Linked DNA regions of Homo sapiens: region 2 is linked to region 1. A link is an interaction called in ENCODE POLR2A ChIA-PET data of the cell type or tissue named here. Cell type or tissue: OCI-LY7. All regions are shown on one strand. Links, peaks and the distances in the headings refer to the core of each region. The heading gives the core; the rest is flanking DNA. Region 1 holds the start of LOC124906338 (U6 spliceosomal RNA). Region 2 overlaps FANCD2 (FA complementation group D2).

Region 1 (11,380 bases), core at 1,691-9,690:
CCATGTTGGCCAGGCTGGTCTCGAACTCCTGGGCTCAAGCGATCCGTCCACCTCGCTCTCCCAAAGTGCTGGAATTACAGGCATGAGCCATGTGCCTGACCCTGTACTATGGGTTTTGACATCAGACAGATCTAGGTGTAACTCCCAGTTCAGACATGCATTAGCTGTATAATTTTGGAAAAAGACACTTAACATCTCTGAGCCTCAGTTTCCTTGGGTATAAAATGGAAATGTTAATCCCTATATTTTAGGGTTGCTGTAAGGATTCAAGGGAGTATATGGTATACCCCTAGCATAGCACCTGCCACACAGTAGGTGCTCAATCAGCAGTTATTTTTATCATGTCCATTACAGAGGCTGCTCTGGAATTTCTCTCTAAAAGAAGCTGGATGGGAGAGGAGCTAGGGAGCTTGTGTTTGCAAGCCAAGCACCTGGGCCTTACGCTGATTTTATCTGTATTAGGGGAAACTTCACCAGGGCTGATGGGGATTGTGGGATGGGCTAAAGCCTCTCATTTGCTCCCACTGTTGTTCTAAGACTGACTCTCCCAGGCTAAATCATCACCGTTTTGGTTTTTTTTTTTTTTTTTTTTTTGAGACGGAGTCTCACTTTGTCGCCCAGGCTGGAGTGCAGTGGTGCAATCTCGGCTCACCGCAACCTCTGCCTCCCGGGTTCAAGTGATTCTCCTGTCTCAGCCTCCTCAGTAGCTGGTACTACAGGCACACGCCACCACGCCTGGCTAATTCTTATATTTTTAGTAGAGACAGGGTTTCACCATATTGGTCAGGCTGGTGTCAAACTCCTGACCTCAAGTGATCCACCCACCTCGGCTTCCCAATGTACTGGGATTACAGGCGTGAGCCACTGTGCCCAGCCTCATCACCTATTTTTGAAGCCCTGGTGTAGGTCCCACATCCTCTAAGAACTGGCCTGGACAGCCCCTGCTAATTTCTTCTCAAAAACTCTGAAACCTAGAGCCAGACGAACCCAATGTAAGCTCTGGCCTGACATTTGTCCTCTATGTTCCTTTGGGCAAGTCACTTTGTCTCTATGTGTCAGAGATTCCTCTTTTGAAAAATGAGGGAAGAAATTGCTTTGGTTGTGGCACGGCCTGGAGGTGATGACCTACGTAAAACCCTTATCACAGCAACCTGCATACAGTGAGTGCCCAGAAAAGCTAAAGATCATTAGTATGCCGTGAGTAACTGCTTTGTCTTGTCCCTGCCATGGGAAGCAATAATTCTGTTATGGAATAACTCTTTCCCCTCTATTTGAGGATAAGATAAGCAGAAGACCTGTTTTAAAACACTGTAATTTTTATTAAGGATTACCTTCACATGATATAATACTCTAATAGTAAGTTTGCTTCTTATCCTAGGCCCCAATCACCTAGTTCTGCTCCCTAGCAGCAGCCAGTAAACCAGTTTCTTGTGTATCTTTCCAGAGACATTCCATAAACACACAAGCAAATAGGTATATATTAGAAGAACATTTTATAATAAAAATTCACCTCCACTTTTCCATACTCTTTACCTCTTAATTCTTTTTCTTGTCCTACTGCATTGGCTAACACCTCCAGAACCATGACGAACGAAGTTAGTTCTATGAGATACCTTTGTCCTGCTCTTGATTTGAATGAAATGCTTCTCGTCAAATAATTTTTTATAGATTTTTCCTGAAGATGTTTAATCAGATCTTTTTGAGCTTTTCTTTTTCTTTTTCATATTTTGTCATCCTCATTCAGAGGCCATGCTGATCTTCTCTGTATCGTTCCAATTTTGGTATATGTGCTGCCAAAGTGAGCACTTAACCAGATCTTATGTATCCTGGCCCCACTTCTCTCCTTGAAGTCTCCCTGGTCTCACCTAGATGGCCCCTCTCCCCTCTGAACTTCTGTAAGTCCTTAACCCTTGACCCCATGGCTGGGTGCAGCCTGGTCCCATTCTCTGACCATGACCCAGTCCCTTACCTGACCCTGCAGTCTGTCCTGTAGGGAACCATTTGCCATGTAGGGGTAGATGAAGCTGTGAAACTGTCTTGCAGCACAGAAGCCCAGCACAGGTAAGACATTGGGGTGGCAGCATCTGGAATCGGGCGTCAGTGCAGGTGTGAGGAGTCAGACGGAAAGAATGATCTACTTCCTCATGTCCCACCCCTCTTCTGCCCTCTCCTCCTCCAACGCCACCAATAACCTCCCAGGTACCACATACTCTGACCCCTAAGGGCCTGGCCCCAGGGTGGAAAGATGAAAACTGTCTGCCTTCAACGAGTATGGTGGTCCTCATCCTGCTTTACTGCTCTGCAACACATGACATCTCAACTGCCCCATCTCCAGAAACGGAGACTGAGAGGTTAAGGGACTTGCCCAAGGTCACAAACTAGAAAGCAGTAAAGCCAGGACCAGATCCCACACCTGCCTGACTCTAGGACTGGGGTTCTTTCCTGAAATCCTCTTCTGCTGGTTCTCAGTCACCATTCCCTCCTGACTTTCCTCCTACCTCTCTGACCACTCTTTCCTGGCCCTTTTCACTAAGACCCTCCTCCTTTGCCTTCCTCTTTCTGCCAGCTGGACTCCTCATCTTGTTTTGTATGTTGCTCCTCCAGGAACCTCCCATTGCTATAAGGAATATTCCCAAATCTCTTATCTCCAGCCCCATCCTAAGCTCCAGACCTGAATGTCAATTTGCATCCTGATGCTCAGGTCAACATCATCCTAGCCTCAACAAGTCCCAAACCTGCTTCTTCACCCATATTTATTATCCCAGAAAGGCACATCACCACCCACCCAGTTTCCTAGAAACCTTCTTATCTCCCGTATCAAATCAGTCACCATTCACTGCCACAAATAACTTTTAAAATGTCCCTTCATTCCCCTCTCCTCTGCCTTGGGTCACTTGGATTGGGTCAGGCTCTGATTCAGCCTCCCCAAGACTGCTGTAAATGGCCTCCTGCCTTATCTCTCCGCCCTCCTCTGCTTCCCGCAAGCCATCCTATTACTCGCTTTTGCATACTTATTAGAGTTATTTACATGTCAGTCTCCCCACTGGACCATAAACCTCCCCAAGGCAGGGGCTCTGTATGCTTCTGGCGTACACTCCCTAGAGCCTAGAAAAGGGCTTAACTACCCACATTTTCTGAATCAATGAATGAAGGAGTGACTGCCGACTCCATGAAAGCACTAAGCCAAAGTGGAAAGGGAATCATACTTCCAGTTTTTATTAGATGTATGTGTGTGTGTGTATCTGTGTGTGTGTGTGTGTGTGTGTACACATGTGAGTATTCATATACATGTATGAATAGAGAAAGCATTAAAGAAAACATATCAAAATATGGGCCCAGCACAGTGGCTCACATCTAAAATCCCAACACTTTTGGAGGCCAAAGCAGGAGGATCACTTGAGCCAGGGAGTTCAAAACCAACCTGGGCAACATAGTGAGATCGTGTCTCTACAAAAAAAGTTTTAACAATTAAAAATGAAAATATATCAAAATATTAAAACAGTAGTGCTTATTTATAGGTGCTGTGAAAAAGTTTCTATTTTCTTATTTATAATTTTCTTTATTCCTTTTTAAATTTGTTTTACTTTTTAATTAATTAATTAATTTTTTTTTTTTTTTTTTTTTGAGACAGAGTCTCACTCTATTGCCCAGGCTGGAGTGCAGTGGTGCGATCTGGGCTCACTGCAACCTCCACTTTCTGGGCTCAAGTGATTCTCATGCCTCAGCCTCCTGAGTAGCTGGGACTACAGGTGCATGCCAACACACCAGGCTGATTTTTGTATGAATTTTTTTTAGTAGAGATGAGGTTTCGCCATGTTGGCCAGGCTGGTCTCAAACTCCTGACCTCAACTGATCTGCCCACCTCGGCCTCCCAAAGTGCTGGCATTACAGGTGTGAGCCACCATGCCTGGCCTTTATTTATTTTTGAGACAGAGACTCACTTTGTTGCCCCGGCTGGAGTGTAGTGTCATGATCTCGGCTCACTGCAACTTCTGCCTCCTGGGCTCAAGTGATCCTCCCATCAGCCTCCTGAGTAGCTGGGACTGCAGGCATACACCACCACACCCAGCTAATTTTTGTATTTTTTGTAGAGACGGGGTTTTGCCATGTTGCCCAGCTGATCTTGAACTCCTGGACTTAAGTGATCCACTCGCCTCAGCCTCCCAAAGTGCTGGGATTATAGGTGCGAGCCACCATGCCCAGCCAAAAAAAGTTTTTGTATATATATTTTTTTCAGTTGAGACAGGGTCTCGCTATGTTGCCCAAGCTGGTCTCAAACTCCTTGGCTCAAGGAATCCTCTTGCCTCAGCATCAAAGTTCTAGGATTACAGGCATAAACCACCATACCTGGTCAATTTTCTTTATTTTTTAACACTGGTTACAGAATGAACAGATACTCAATTTTCTTTATTTCTTAAAATACCCTACAATATAAGGCACAAGTGTTTCAGATGAAAAATAATTAAAAAAAAAAAAAGCACACACATGGCAGGGCACAGTGGCTCACACCTATAATCCCAACATCTTGGGAGGTCAAGGCAGGAGGATCACTTGAGCCCGGGAGCTCAACACCAGCCTGGTCAACATAGCAAGACCCTATCTCTACAAAAAAAAAAAAAAAAAAAAGCAAAAAATGAGCTGGGCGCACACCTGTAGTCCCAGCTTCTCAGAGGCTGAGGTGGGAGGATCACCAGCCCATGAGTTCAAAGCTGCAGTGATCTACAATCATTCCAAGGCCATTCCAGCCTGGGCAATAGAGCAAGACCCTAGCTCTTAAAAAAGAAAAAAAAGTCAGGCACGGTGGCTCACGCCTGTAATCCCAGCACTTTAGGAAGCCAAAGCAGAAAGATCACTTGAGGTCAGGAATTTGAGACCATCCTGGCCAACATGTCAAAACCCCGTCTCTACTAAAAATATGAAAATTAGCCGGGCCTGGTGGCGCACGCCTGTAATCCCAGCTACTCGGGAGGCTAAGGCACGAGAATCACCTGAACCTGGTAGGCAGAGATTGCAGTGAGCCGAGATCACGCCACTGCACTCCAGCCTGGGAGACAGAGCAAGACTCTGTCTCAAAAAACAAAAAAAGAAAAGAAAAGAAAAAAAAAAAGGAGAGAAGATTTATTCCCATGTGGAAGGAAGGAGTTGGAGTAAGCCAAGTTTCCTTTATAATTCTAATCTACACATAGAATTGCTACACAGGAGAAGAATGGACTCTGGAGCCAAACCAGGTAGATCCAAATCCTGGCTCTGCCACTCATTAGCTGTGTGACCTTGGATGAGACATTTAACCCCTCTGTGCCTCAATTTACCCATCTGTAAAATAATGTGATAATAGTAGCTACATTTATAGGGTTCTTGTAAGGACTAAATGAGTTTATATATAATAGAGTGCTTAAAACATGACTGGGCACACAGGAAGCACTATATAAAGGTTAGCTATCATTATTACTAAACAAAGGGGAGGCTTACCTAAGACAAATCTGCAACTCTGCCTGGAAGAATCTTTCGATTGATCCTGGACTTGAACAGGCTGTCTGTAGAGAAAGACATCAGAACATGAAGATCCCGCCCCACCCCTGCAGCCTCCACCCCCACTAGAAACCAAGAAGTGCTCACCTCTCTGAGCTTCTTGAAGACGAATGGCTTCCCGTGCCTGTGCCCTCTGTAGACGTCAGCAAAGGTCCCCTGGCTGATTTTGCGGTTTTGATTGAAGTCATCGGTTGCCTGGACCACGTCTGCCTCACTCCAGAAAAGGCTGTCTCCAGCCAAGCTCAAAAGTTTTTCCTGCTTAGGAATGGAGGTGCTGAAGTCCTGGAGACCCAGAGAGAAGAGATGGAGATTACTATGGAATCTCGTTTTCTCTGCTACCTCAAGGGACCTTGGAACACCAGAGATGGAGGGATGGAGGGGATCAACTTATCCAATGGAAACTGTAAAAAGGACATGGATAGGCCGGGCACGGTGGCTCACGCCTGTAATCCCAGCACTTTGGGAGGCCGAGGCGGGCGGATCACGAGGTCAGGAGATCAAGACCATCCTGGCTAACACAGTGAAACCCCGTCTCTACTAAAAAATACAAAAAAAAATTATCCAGGCGTGGTGGCGGGCGCCTGTAGTCCCAGCTACTCGGGAGGCTGAGGCAGGAGAATGGGGTGAACCCAGGAGGCGGAGCTTGCAGTGAGCCGAGATCGCGCCACTGCACTCCAGCCTGGGTGACAGAGCGAGACTCTGTCTCAAAAAAAAAAAAAAAAAAAGGACATGGATAGGCCCAAGCTCAAATCCCAGCTCCATCTGTATCTTGCTCTGTGACCTTGGGTGAGTTACTTAACCTCTCTGAGCCTCAATTTTTTCCATCAGCAAAAATGAAGGTAACAATAGTACCCCGAAGAGTAATTTTGAAGACTAAGATGTGAGTATTCCTGGCACATGGTTGATGTTTCCTTTATTTCAGTTTACAGAAGTAAGCACTGAGGAAATAAAACAGCTGAAGTGAGGTCCCACAGCTGGTCAGTGGCCGAGCTCAGCACTCTTGGTCTAATTCACAGCATAGATACTGGGGTTCCAGACTCCTGGGAAGTAGGATACAGGTTCATATAACCAAACCAGGGGTGTCCAATTTTTGACTTCCCTGGACCACACTGGAAGAAGAATTGTCTTGGGCCACACATAAAATACACTAATACTAATGATAGCTGATGAGCTTTAAAAAAAAAATTGCAAAAAAAACTCATAATGTTTTAAGAAACTTTACAAATTTGTGTTGGGCCACATTCAAAGCCATCCTGGGCTGCACACAACCATGGGCAAGTAAGACAAGCTTGCTTTAAACAGAATTCCAGAGACTGCATGTGTATATAAGCCTATAAAAAGAAGTTCTGTTTCCGTTTTTAATAACTTCTCTCTTTAAAACACATGTACGTAATTTTTTTTTTTTTTTTGAGACAGAGTCTCGTACTGTCACCCAGGCTGGAGTGCAGTGGTGTGATCTCGGCTCACTGCAAGCTCCGCCTCCCAGGTTCACGCCATTCTCCTTCCTCAGTCTCCCGAGCAGCTGGGACTACAGGCACCCACCACCCTGTCCGGCTAATTTTTTGTAATTTTTTTAGTAGAGATGAGGCCTCACCGTGTTAGCCAGGATGGTCTCCATCTCCTGACCTCGTGATCCGCCCGACTTGGCCTCCCAAAGTGCTGGGATTACAGGCACGAGCCACCGCGCCCGGCCTAAATTTCAATTTTTTTAAGTTACATATGCTCTTAACAGTTTTTGAAAATTAGTATCCATAACCCCATTATCCATTTAACTGCTATTAAAGTTAGTGTATTTCCGGCCAATTAGATATACTAGGATTTATTTAACAAAACTGGTATCATGCCACACACATAGTTTTGATTTCTTTTTGAGACAGGGTCTCACTTTGACACCAAGGCTGGAGTGCAATGGCATGATGTCAGCTCACCGCAGCCTCAACCTCCCAGGCTCAAGGGATCCTTTCATCTCAGCGCCCCCAAGTAGCTGGGACTACAGGTGTGTGCCACCACGCCTGGCTTATTTTTTAAACTTTTTTTTTTGGCGAGGCCAGGCACAGTGATTCACTGCTTGTAATCTCACCATATGTGGGAGGCCAAGGCAGGCGGATCCTCTGAGGCCAGGAGTTCAAGACCAGCCTGGGCAATATGGTGAAACCGTGTCTCTACTAAAAATACAAAAATTAGCCAGGCGTGGTGGCACACACCTATAATCCCGGATACTCAGGAGGCTGAGGCAGGAGAATCGCTTAAACTGGGGAACCAGAGGTTTCAGTGAGTCGAGACAGCCTGGGCAACAGAGGGAGACTTTGTCTCAAAAAAACTTTTTGGCCAGGCACGGTGGCTCATGCCTGTAATCCCAGCACTTTGGGATGCTGAGGTGGGCGGATCACATGAGGCCAGGAGTTCAAGACCAGCCTGGCCAACATGGCGAAACCCTGTCTCCACTAAAAATACAAAAAAAAATTAGCCAAACATGCTGGCATGTGCATGTAATCCCAGCTACTCAGGAGGCTGAGGCAGGAGAATAGCTTGAACCTGGGAGGCAGAGGTTACAGTGACCAAGATCGTGCCACTGCACTCCAGCCTGGGCAATGGAGCGAGACTCCTCAAAAAAAACACAAAAACAAAAAAAACTTTTTTGTAGACACAGGATCTCACACTGTTGCCCAGGTTGGTCTCAAAGTACTGGGCTCAAGTGAACCTCCCATACCAACCTCCCAAAGTGTTGGGTTTATCCTTCATGGAAGGTTGATCTATTTATTAATTTAGAGATGGGGCCTCCCTGTGTTGCCTAGGCTGGTCTCCAACTCCTGGGCTCAAGCGATCCTCCCACCTCAGCCTCCCAAATAGCCAGGACTACAGGCATGTGACACCACACCTGGGACATGGAAGAGCTTCATTAACCACACTCATGCAAAGCTGGCTTCTCCCCCAGGCACTGGATGCAAAGGGTCTAGGCTCACAACACTTTTAGGGGCCATCAGAACATTTTAATTTATTTTAAAATCAGAAGAAAATAAATGGACTTTTAGAGTCAAAGAAATGTCCTCATTTTTAATCCTGCTTGGATTTTATTTATCTTCGTACCAATATGGTCATACATTTTTGGAGACAGGGTCTCACTCTGTCACCCAGGGTGGAATGTGGTGGTAGGATCACAGCTCACTGCAACTTCTGCCTCCTGGGCTGAAGCCATCCTCCCGCCTCAGCCTCCCAAGTAGCTGAGACCACAGGTCGAAAATAAAATAAAATAATAAAAGAAAATAATGGCCGGGTGCAGTGGCTCATGCCTGTAATCCAAGCACTTTGGGAGGCGGAGGCAGGTGGATCACCTGACGTCAGGAGTTCGAGACCAAGCTGGCCAACATGGTGAGACCCCGTCTCTACTAAAAATACAAAAAATTAGCCGAGCATGGTGACATGCACCTGTAATCCCAGCTACTTGGGAGGCTGAGGCAGGAGAATCACTTGAACCCGGGAAGCGGAGGTTGCAGTGACCCGAGATCGTGCCACTGCACTCCAGCCTGGGTGGCAGAGCGAGACTCTGTCTCAAAAATAATAATAATAACAAATTAAAAAACAAGAAGTATATTCACTGAAGTGCCCTCCCTCCCTCTCCCCGCTATTATTGACCTCCTCTACTTACAGTCTTAGAAGCTTGGGGTAATTTGATGGCAATTTCCTTTCTCCTCTCCACCCTTAAACTGGTCTCAAGGGGTAGAGAAATTGCATTTTTGAGAGGGAACTACACGCTGGGAGACATGGCTTGGGGGCTGCAGCCGAGGGGTGGATTTACCTTTGAATCAGACGAAGTGGGGAGGTCGCTTCTCAAGGAATGAGGGGCATCTTCTTCAGGAGGCTGGAGAAAGGCCGGCTGGTGGGCTCTGGCTGGAGAGGACCCTGGAAAGGAGGGACTATGGGTCAGGATGCAGCCTCGGGGAGGAAGACAGGAGGGATCCTGGTCTAGTCCTCAGACTATGCCAGTCTCCTGTTCACTCCCCAAACACTTGTTGCTGCCAATTCCTGACACCCACCATGTGCCAACCAACACACTCCTCAAGCATCACCTCAGGATAAGCCTCTGACTCCCCTACAACCTGGGGCCTGTTTATCATCCCAGTTGGCAAGTGGAGACACGGAGACACCGGAGGTAGACGCAGTGCTCAGGACCACCCAGCCAGTAGATGGTAGAGCCGAAATTCAGACGGAAATCTGTTTGACTTCTAGGCCCTGCACTATCTCACCTCCTACTCAAAGAGCAGAAAAAGACACAGAGGTGAACTAGCTACCAAGCCTGCCTTCCAGAAACCTCCACCAGGGCAGGGATGCAGTAACTATCCTCCGAGGATACATCCCACGGGAGAGCGAGGTCAGAGGCAGGAGAGACCATAACAGGCTGGGAGATGAGGAGGGTTCACAGAGGAAGTGGCACCTGACCTGGGCTTGAAATATGGAGAAACGTTTTCAACAAGCAGATATGGGGCAGTGGAACCAGCCCATGCAGAGGTGGGGCAGTAGAAGGGCCCGGGGCTGGAGTAAGTTAACATCTAGGTACATGAGTTAGCAAACATCATGCCAGGCACTGTTCTAAATACTTCACATCTGTAATACCAGCACTTTGGGAGGCTGAGGCAGGAGGATTGCTTCAGCCCAGGAGTTTGAGATCAGCTTGGGCAACATGACAAGATCCCGTTTCTACAAAAGATTTTTTTTCTTTTTTTTTTTTGAGATGGAGTCTCCCTCTGTTGCCCAGGCTGGAGTGCAGTGGCACAATCTCGGCTCACTGCAAGCTCCGCCTCCCGGGTTCACACCATTCTCCTGCCTCAGCCTCCCGAGTAGCTGGGACTACAGGCGCCCGCCACCACACCCAGCTAATTTTTTGTATTTTTAGTAGAGATGGGGTTTCACTGTGTTAGCCAGGATGGTCTCGATCTCCTGAACTCGTGATCTGCCCACCTTGGCTTCCCAAAGTGCTGGGATTACAGGCATGAGCCACTGCGCTCAGTCCTACAAAAGATTTTTTTTTAATAGCCAGGTATGGTGGTGTACACCTGTGGTCCCCTCTACTTGGGAGGATGAGGATCACTTGTGCCCAGGAGGTCAAGGCTATATTGAGCCATGATCACACCACTGCACTCTAGCCTAGGAGGCAGAATGAGACCCTGTCTCAAAAAAAATCCTTCCCGTGCGTTAACTCATCTAATCCTCATGCCAATCAGGAAATAAGGTACCACTGCACCATTTTCATTGCCTCTTTGCAGATGGTGAAATGAGGCATGGAGAAGTTAAGTCACTTTTCCAAGGGCCTTGGCCTTTGGCCAAGGCCTGCTTCTGTGCGGACCAGCCACCATGGCCCACCTCACCCACAGTCTGTGCCTGCGCCCACCGAGGAGCCCCCCTACCAGACGGCCTCATTAGTCTTCAGATTAATCTTCACATGGGGCACACAGTCATCAGTGGTTCCAGTGTCTATGTTCTTTTTTTTTTTTTTTTTTTGGAAACAGAGTCTCACTCTGTCACCCAGGCTGGAGTGCAGTGGCACAATCTCAGCTCACTGCAAACTCCCCCTCCCAGGTTCAAGCGATTCTCCTGCCTCAGCCTACGAAGTAGCTGGGACTATAGGCGTGCGCCATGATGCCGGCTAATTTTTGTATTTTTATTAGAGATGGGGTTTCACCATGTTGGCCAGGCTGGTTTTGAACTCCTGACCTCAAGTGATCCACTTGCCTCGGCCTCCCAAAGTGCTGGGATTATAGGCGTGAGCCACCATGCTTGGCCATGTCTATGCCCCAATCCCTTAGTGAGTGAACAAGATTCACAAGACGGAATGTTTGACAAGTAGTTTAGGGTC
Region 2 (8,000 bases), core at 1-8,000, 170 kb after region 1:
CCTATTCCTTGCCATATCATCCCTTCCCAGCTTCTACTCAATGAATTATTTCTCCTTTCTCTACAGATCTGGAAGGAGTCACAAGGAAACTATTTACTTTGTGACCTTGGGAAATGCCTCAGCTTTTCTCATCTATAACATGGTGATAATAATAGCTATACTACCTTTCATGGTTTGTCTGAGGAAAAAGTAATAAAACAGCTTTGTAAACTTTTAATTAATTTTTAAAAATCTCCATTTCTTCCTCTCTATTGAATCCTTTCTCTCAGCCTACAAGCAATCTCAAACCTCCTCATCTAAAAAATATCTCCCTCACAACCAGCTTCTTTCTCAAGCTACTTTTTTTATTCTCTCCTCCTTGATGCTTCTCGACATTGACTCTATTCCCCAAGTCTTCAAGTTACTGCTCTCTGGCTTCCACCCTTATAATTCAATTAACACTGTTCTCTCAGAGGTTACCAGAGGTATCCTAATTGCCAAAGCCAATAGCCTCTGCCTCCATCTTCAACTTTTTCAGTGTCCAACACTGGGAGATAAATCCCTCACTCCTTTTTGTTTTTTTTTTTTTTTTTTTTTTTTTTTGAGACGGAGTCTCGCTCTGTCGCCCAGGCTGGAGTGCAGTGGCGGGATCTCGGCTCACTGCAAGCTCCGCCTCCTGGGTTCACGCCATTCTCCTGCCTCAGCCTCCCAAGTAGCTGGGACTACAGGCGCCCACCACTACGCCCGGCTAATTTTTTTGTATTTTTAGTAGAGACGGGGTTTCACCGTTTTAGCCGGGATGGTCTCGATCTCCTGACCTCGTGATCCGCCCACCTCGGCCTCCCAAAGTGCTGGGATTACAGGCGTGAGCCACCGCGCCCGGCCTCACTCTTTTTTTTTTGACAGTTTCGCTCTTCTCGCCTAGGCTGGAGTGTGATGGCATGATCTCAGCTCACTGCAACCTCCACCTCCTGGGTTCAAGTGATTCTCCTGCCTCAGCCTCCCGAGTAGCTGGGATTACAGGCATGCACCACAATGCCCAGGTAATTTTTGTATTTTTAGTAGAGGAGGGCTTTCTCCATGTTGGTCAGGCTGATTCGAACTCCCAACCTCAGGTGATCCGTCCGCCTCGGCCTCCCAAAGTGCTGGTATTACAAGCATGAGTCACTGTGCCCGGCCAATCCCTCACTCTTGAAACTCATTCCTGGGCTTTTGCTACCTGACATCCTTTAAGCTCACATTATTAATCTTCCAGGTTTCTCATTTTCCTTCTATGGACATTTGCTTTCATCTGCCACTTAAACTTTAACCTTCTCAAAATGTCTGTGCTCTTCTAAGCCTTTTTTTTTTTTTTTTTTTTTGAGACAGAGTCTTGCTCTGTCGCCCAGACTGGAGTGCAGTGGTGTTATCTTGGCTCACTGCAAGCTCCGCCTCCTGGGTTCACGCCATTCTCCTGCCTCAGCCTCTTGAGTAGCTGGGACTACAGGCGACCGCCACGATGCCCGGCTAATTTTTGTATTTTTAGTAGAGACGGGGTTTCACCGTGTTAGGCAGGATGGTCTTGATCTCCTGACCTCGTGATTTGCCCGCCTTGGCCTCCCAAAGTGCTGGGATTACAAGCATGAGCCACCGCACCCGGACCGCCACATATTCTTAACAGTCACCAAGTCATGTTAATTCTAACACCAAATTGTCTCTTAAGCCATAATTTCTTCTACATTCCCGTGACCAAAATCTGGCCCTTACTCTCACTCCCTTAGACCATTTCAGCAGTCTCCAATCCACCCATCATATAGCCTACTGAGTTATCTCTCAATGCTGAGTAGATTAGGTCAACTGTATGTAAAAACTAGTAATAGCTCCTTATTGTCTAAAAAATAAAGTTGAAACTCTTTAGCATGTTATTTGAGACTCTTTGCAACATGGGCCTGTCCTATGTCTTACCAGCCTTGCCTCCAATCATTCCTCTCCATATATATCCTATTCTCCAGTCATGCTTGTTTGCTTCTCATTCCTCAGTCACACCATTGACTTGGGCACCAGTTTGCTTCTGCTCAAACTCTTCTCTGCCTAGAACGCACTTCCCATACTTTCTCTTGTCAGTCATTCCCATCCTTCAGCAATCACTCACATTGCCTCTTTGAAGAATTCTCCAGCTTCCCAGGCTAAATTTAATTATTCTTACTCTGTTATATCTATAGTACTTTACCAGAGAATTCACCATGTTGTATTTATAGTGACTTGCTTATGTGTCTTAGTCTTTAACATGAAAGGTAAGGGCCTACTTTACATTCACAGCACCCAGAATAGAGATTAGCCTGTAGGTTAGGTATAAAGAAGTGTTTGCTGAATGAATTAACACATAGATAGAATAGTCACTTTTTATTTATATTACTTGCCCATCATCTCACCTCCTTCCCACCACCTCCCACCAATTATAGTATTCAATATCTAAAGTACAAGAAGCCAATAAGATACCTTTACAAAGACAGCATTCATCATCATAGCAGATGGGTTTAACACTACCAACTCTAGAAGGACATCTAAGGCAGTATCAACTTCAGCTTCATTCCCACTGCAGATATGGGTCACTAAGGCACCAACCACTTCCTATACAGGGGAGAGTCAACAGAACAGTGTAAAACAAAATATGGATGGCCATTCTAAAGGGATTCACCCCCAAGGCCTCTCCAATCTCTACTTTGTTAAAATCACAATCAACCCAAACCCATCACCTATTATCTAGTTTTCATTAATGTTGGCTTCAGGAGATTTAGGAATATGCCAGTGTAACTTGACCATCCCATCTTGACCTATTTCCCATATTTTATCAGTGAGCTCTACCTAAGCCCTCCTGATTTTGCTCCTTGGCGTAGTTTTCCTCTTTCTTTTTCCCATATGGGTTAAATTTTACCCTTTAGGTTGAGGTTGTACAAGATCAGTTGAAATTCCTCAAAAAGATGGCACTCAAGGAGCTAAAAGCTTTAAAGGTTTTCTCCATATAGTACAGGCTAGACTTGCATGTTTCCAAGCAAACATGGATTATGACAGTGTCTCTAAGACATTAAGAGGGTCCAGAAATGTCTTAGATGCCATTCTCCCTTTATACTGTCACTCCATAATAGTCATAACAGAATTACATTTTCAACTGCAACAGCTACCTCATGTCAGCTGCAACTATTGCTCTACTTTAAATGTTTAAAATTTTTTTACAAATCTTCATTTTAAAAGTTCCATTCAAATGCGTTTTAACATTGTTAATGACAGGAAGAATATATGTAAAAATACAAAATAAGACACTGTTCTTTACTTGCTTTCATAAACATTTTCCACAAATACAGTCCTCCCTCTCTGGATATATGCTATTAAAATGTGTCTCGGCCAGGCCCAATGGCTCACGCCTATAATCCCAGCACTTTGAGAGGCTGAGGCAGGCGGTTCACCTGAGGTCAGGAGTTCGAGACCAGCCTGGCCAACATGGTGAAACGCTGTGTCTACTAAAAATACAAAAAATTAACCGGGCGTGGTGGTGTGTGCCTGTAATCACAGCTACTTAGGAAGCTGAGACAGGAGAATCGCTTGAACCCAGGAGGTGAAGGTTGCAGTGAGCTGAGATAGCACCACTGCACTCCAGCCTGGGCATGAAGAGCAAAACCACGTCTCAAAACAAAACAAAAAAAAGTGTCTCATGTTTTGAAATGGACTAGATCTGGATCTTAATTTCAGACAGAGAATTTTAGAGCTCAGAACACAGAGTTAGAGCCACCAGTCAAGTCTCTTCCTTTCATCAAGGCTGGGACTAGAATTGAGCTTTCTTGAGACCCAGGTCAGAGTTCCTTCCCCTTCAGTGAGTTCCAACCAACAAGAAATAAACATCAGATTATTTTCCCTTTCTGTGTTCCCTCCTTGCCAAAATAAATGTTTCAACATACCTGCTGGCAGTACGTGTCAAAAAACTTAAATGCATATTTGTATAGGAGACTGCCAAATGAAATTATACTCTGGTCTAGAGAGTGAAGCAAACTCTGAGCCAGCGACAGAATGGATGAACACATATCCTTAAGAACCTTGAGTGGGGAAGAGTAGAGAGAGAAAAGAAGCTGTAGGAAACAGTTAGTACACAACCTAAGAGTTGCTTATCCTTTTGGAATGTCAGACTTCTCCTCCCTAGCTCTCATTTTAACTTAGGAAATCTTAATCTTTGTTTTACACAAAAATAATCCTTCATCATTCTGAGATTACTCTCAGCATCAATGGGATTCCACGTTTGGATAATAATTGACTTTTAAGCTCAAAGAAGTTAAATTACAAGCCTAATAGAACATTCCTATCTGCTCAATTTGGGATTGGAGGCCAGATGTTCTAAATCCCAGTTTCCCCATGCAATCATACTACCCCCAGGGATGTTCCACCTTGGTTATAATTTGAAGTAGGTCTATAAGGTTCAATGCTAACTAAGCTGATTTTTTTAAAAGAAGATCAAGAAGAGAAGTGATCATAACCTACCAATAATTCAATGTACATAGACATTAATGGACCCAGACTAAATAACCAGTTAATAAACATAGCTTCCTTATTGATACCATAATTTTTAAAAATCTTATATTTAGTACTAAGCTGGGTATAATGCTTTATTGGGGAAAATGCAATGAAAAATTACATGTGGTTTCTGCATCTAGAAAATTACAGCCCAAAACATGTATAATTGGCAGAAATAAACACAGAAAGAACTGCAAGATAAAATAATACAACCGTTAAATCTATTCCTAAATATAAAATTTAAGACCCAGCGAGGTATTCTCATTAGCTCCTAACCCAAACCCCAAACCACTGGCCCATCCAGTTTTCTAAGTTCTATACTGCTAATATCCTGAACGTTCAGCTGGCAAAACACTATTCCTAGCTTATAAAATTCCACTTTGAATAATTTACATTTCTAGAGGAATTATCACCTAAAGTCCACAGTTTTGAATGGCTAAAGAGTGATAGTTCAAATAGGTACATATTTACATTTCTACTAGTTTCTACAGGCTGGTCCTATTCCCCTCAAGGTTTTTATAAGCTACTTAAATAGGATACGGAAGGCCAGTTTGTCAAAGTTGCAAACTGCATTGAGATAGACAATTAAAATGATTAATGCAAAAACAAAATTCAAAAATCTCAATGGGTTTGAACAATGGACTGAAATAAGATGAAATTTTACATGAGAGCTGTAAAGCTTTCTGTTTTAGATTAAAAATCAATAGTCTCTGACACTTACTAAGTAATGAACAGAGAATGTACTCTGGAGCAGCTGTTCTTGAATGCAGCCTGATCGAATCTTATTTCTTAGCACCCTGTCAATGTACTTCTTTGTCTGAGTATTGGTGCTATAGATGATGAAAAGCATCACCAGGTCAAACACCTATTGTCAATAAATATGCAACAACAGAAAAACAGTTAACAAATCAGTACATTTGCTACAATGAAACAGCAGCTTTTCCTCTAATTAAAACACAGAATGGATAATGCTCATTTGTTCCACACACTCCCCTGGGAGTATCTACACTTTTCACAAAACTCAGAAATATTTTTCAGATAAATAAAGTGCCACAACTGTTAACCATTGATACCCCTTAAGAATACAGAGCAGGCCAGGCACAGTGGCTCACATCTGTAATCCCAGCACTTTGGGAGGCCAAGGCGGGCAGATCACAAGGTCAGGAGATCGAGACCATCCTGACTAACACGGTGAAACCCCGTCTCTACTAAAAATACAAAAAATTAGCCGGGTGTGGCAGCATGCACCTATAGTCCCAGCTGCTGGGGAGGCTGAGGCAGGAGAATGGCGTGAACCCGGGAGGCAGAGCTTACAGTGAGCCGAGATCGCGCCACTGCACTCCAGCCTGGGTGAGAGAGCGAGATTCCATTCTCAAAAAAAAAAAAAAAGAATACAGAGCAATATGCATGAAAGTGATATTACTACAGAAGTAACTCTGAACATCTTGACATTTATTAAAAGAAAGATTCAATCACTTGCCAACTCCAGCGTGTATTTGTTGCCAACTACAGTATGTATTTTCAGTATTACTAGGAAAATTACTAGGCCAGGCACGGTGGCTCACGCCTGTAATCCCAGCACTTTGGGAGGCCGAGATGGGTGGATTACGACGTCAGGAGTTCAAGACCAGCCTGGCCAAGATGCTGAAACCCTGTCTCTACTAAAAATACACAAATTAGCCGGGCAAAGTAGCACACACCTGTAATCCCACCTACTTGGGAAGCTGAGACAGGAGAATCGCTTGAACCCGGGTGACAGAGGTTGCAGTGAGCCGAGATCGAGCCACTGCACTCGAGCCTAGGTGACAGAGCAAGACTTTGTCTCAAAAAAAAAAAAAAAAAAGGAAAATTACTTTGTGAAAAGTTGGAAAGACTATAAATGCCCATCAATACATCAATACAGGAAAGGTTCAATAAATTATGATGGAGTAATTTTAATTTTTGGAATATTACACAGTCATCAGGAAGAATAAGCCATGCTAGGCATGGTGGCTCACGCCTATAATCCCAGCACTTTGGGAGGCCGAGGCGGGCAGATCATGAGGTCAGGAGATTGAGACCATCCTGGCTAACATGATGAAGCCCCATTTCCACTAAAAATACAAAAAATTAGCCGGGCGTGGTGGCAGGTGCCTGTAGTCCCAGCTACTTGGGAGGCTGAAGCGGGAGAATGGCGTGAACCCAGGAGGCGGAGCTTGCAGTGAGCCGAGATCACGCCAGTGCAGTCCAGCCTAGGTGACAGAGTGAGAACCCGTCTCAAAAACAAAAACAAAAACAAAACAAAACAAAAAAAGAGAAAACATTGGGCGTGTATTCAGGGCAACCTGAGTCTATGCTTCCAGGAAAAAAAAAAAAACAGTTAAAAAGGCAAGCAGGACAAACAAGAAAAAACAAAAAAAATTTTACTACTTATCTTAACTGAATGCTCCACTTCTTAGGACACCAAAACTGAGTTATTAGACCAGAATACAGTCATTAAAGATAACAATGAAGACAATGCAGACCTTGAAATATTTATGACAGGAGAAAAAATGTTAAGAAAAAAAAGTAAGAATACAAATTATATTTATACAATGATTACAAATATGTAAAAATAGGTATGCAGGCAGCCAAGGTGGTAAATTTATGTTTATCCAAAACCAAAAACAGTGTGTTGGAGTACTTTGATATTTTTCACCAGAAAAAATTCTGAATTTTCATTGCTTTATTCAGCATCATGAAAGCTTTTAAGATAATCATCCCAAAATTGGATAACAAAACTAACAAAAATCCCACAAAACAGATTCCAACCAAAGAAAAATCTTTAAAGGCAACCAATCAGCACCTAAGGAACTCAATCATCCGGCTTTTTATCTTTTGAGATGGAGTCTTGCACTGTCGCCCAGGCTGGAGTGCAGTGGCGTGTGCCACCAGGCCAGGCTAATTTTTTTTGTATTTTTAGTAGAGACGGGGTTTCGCTACATTGGCCAGGCTGGTCTCAAACTCCTGACCTCAGATGATCCGCCTGCCTCAGCCTCCCAAAGTGCTGGGATTATAGGCGTGAGCTACCGCGCCCGGCCAATCATCTGGCTTTTTGATGGAAGGTATTTCTAGAATTAATAGAGACATAAGATCCAGTACCACTGCCTTGACAGTGGACAGATTGATTTACTCTAGTCAGGTCTACATGAGCAAAGTAAAGTAAAACATGGAATGCCATTATCTTGACAGTGGTGCTGAGTGGAAGGAAGGGCAATTAGGCAGATACAGGGACCTGAGACTTAGGTGGTTATTTTCTTCATCTCATCAGTGGGGACCTGGCTTCTTTGACTGCACCTTGATGTGCTTGTTTACACTGTTAGTATTTCCCCTTGTGGATACTGTAGGCTTATTTTATAGCCAGAGTGAGTAGGGGCAGGCTATCTGGCCAGTCGCCACCTCAGATTATCTTCCCCAGACAGCTAATGTTTATTAGAGCAACTAGGGAAGAGAGAGAAGAGTGA

What was found. ChIA-PET counts read pairs that join two places held together with the same protein. Peaks named below come from ENCODE experiments on the same cell type or tissue, not always from the same donor. Only the 100,000 strongest peaks of a DNase experiment are listed, where the experiment ranks them.
Region 2: POLR2A ChIA-PET joins it to region 1 with 10 read pairs; 3 of 35 experiments call an interaction of 5 or more read pairs at or near these places.

The regions. Positions count from the first base shown.
Region 1 is chr3:10,207,638-10,219,017 of GRCh38, reverse strand. It overlaps IRAK2 (interleukin 1 receptor associated kinase 2), which reads right to left. Exons shown (of 13, transcript NM_001570.4): 4 at 9,326-9,429; 5 at 5,617-5,811; 6 at 5,470-5,534; 7 at 1,970-2,084. LOC124906338 (U6 spliceosomal RNA) reads right to left here and starts at 1,806; the gene lies at 1,699-1,806. In OCI-LY7, for the core only: no CTCF peak of the experiment used is centred there; DNase peaks (open chromatin) are centred at 5,647 and 6,857; H3K4me3 peaks cover 775 bases; H3K27ac peaks cover 1,663 bases.
Region 2 is chr3:10,043,963-10,051,962 of GRCh38, reverse strand. FANCD2 (FA complementation group D2) reads right to left here. Exons shown (of 44, transcript NM_001018115.3): 15 at 5,240-5,383; 16 at 3,912-4,046; 17 at 2,458-2,589. Among named protein-coding and RNA genes, the nearest start is that of FANCD2, 22 kb to the right of the region's middle. In OCI-LY7, for the core only: no CTCF peak of the experiment used is centred there; no DNase peak of the experiment used is centred there.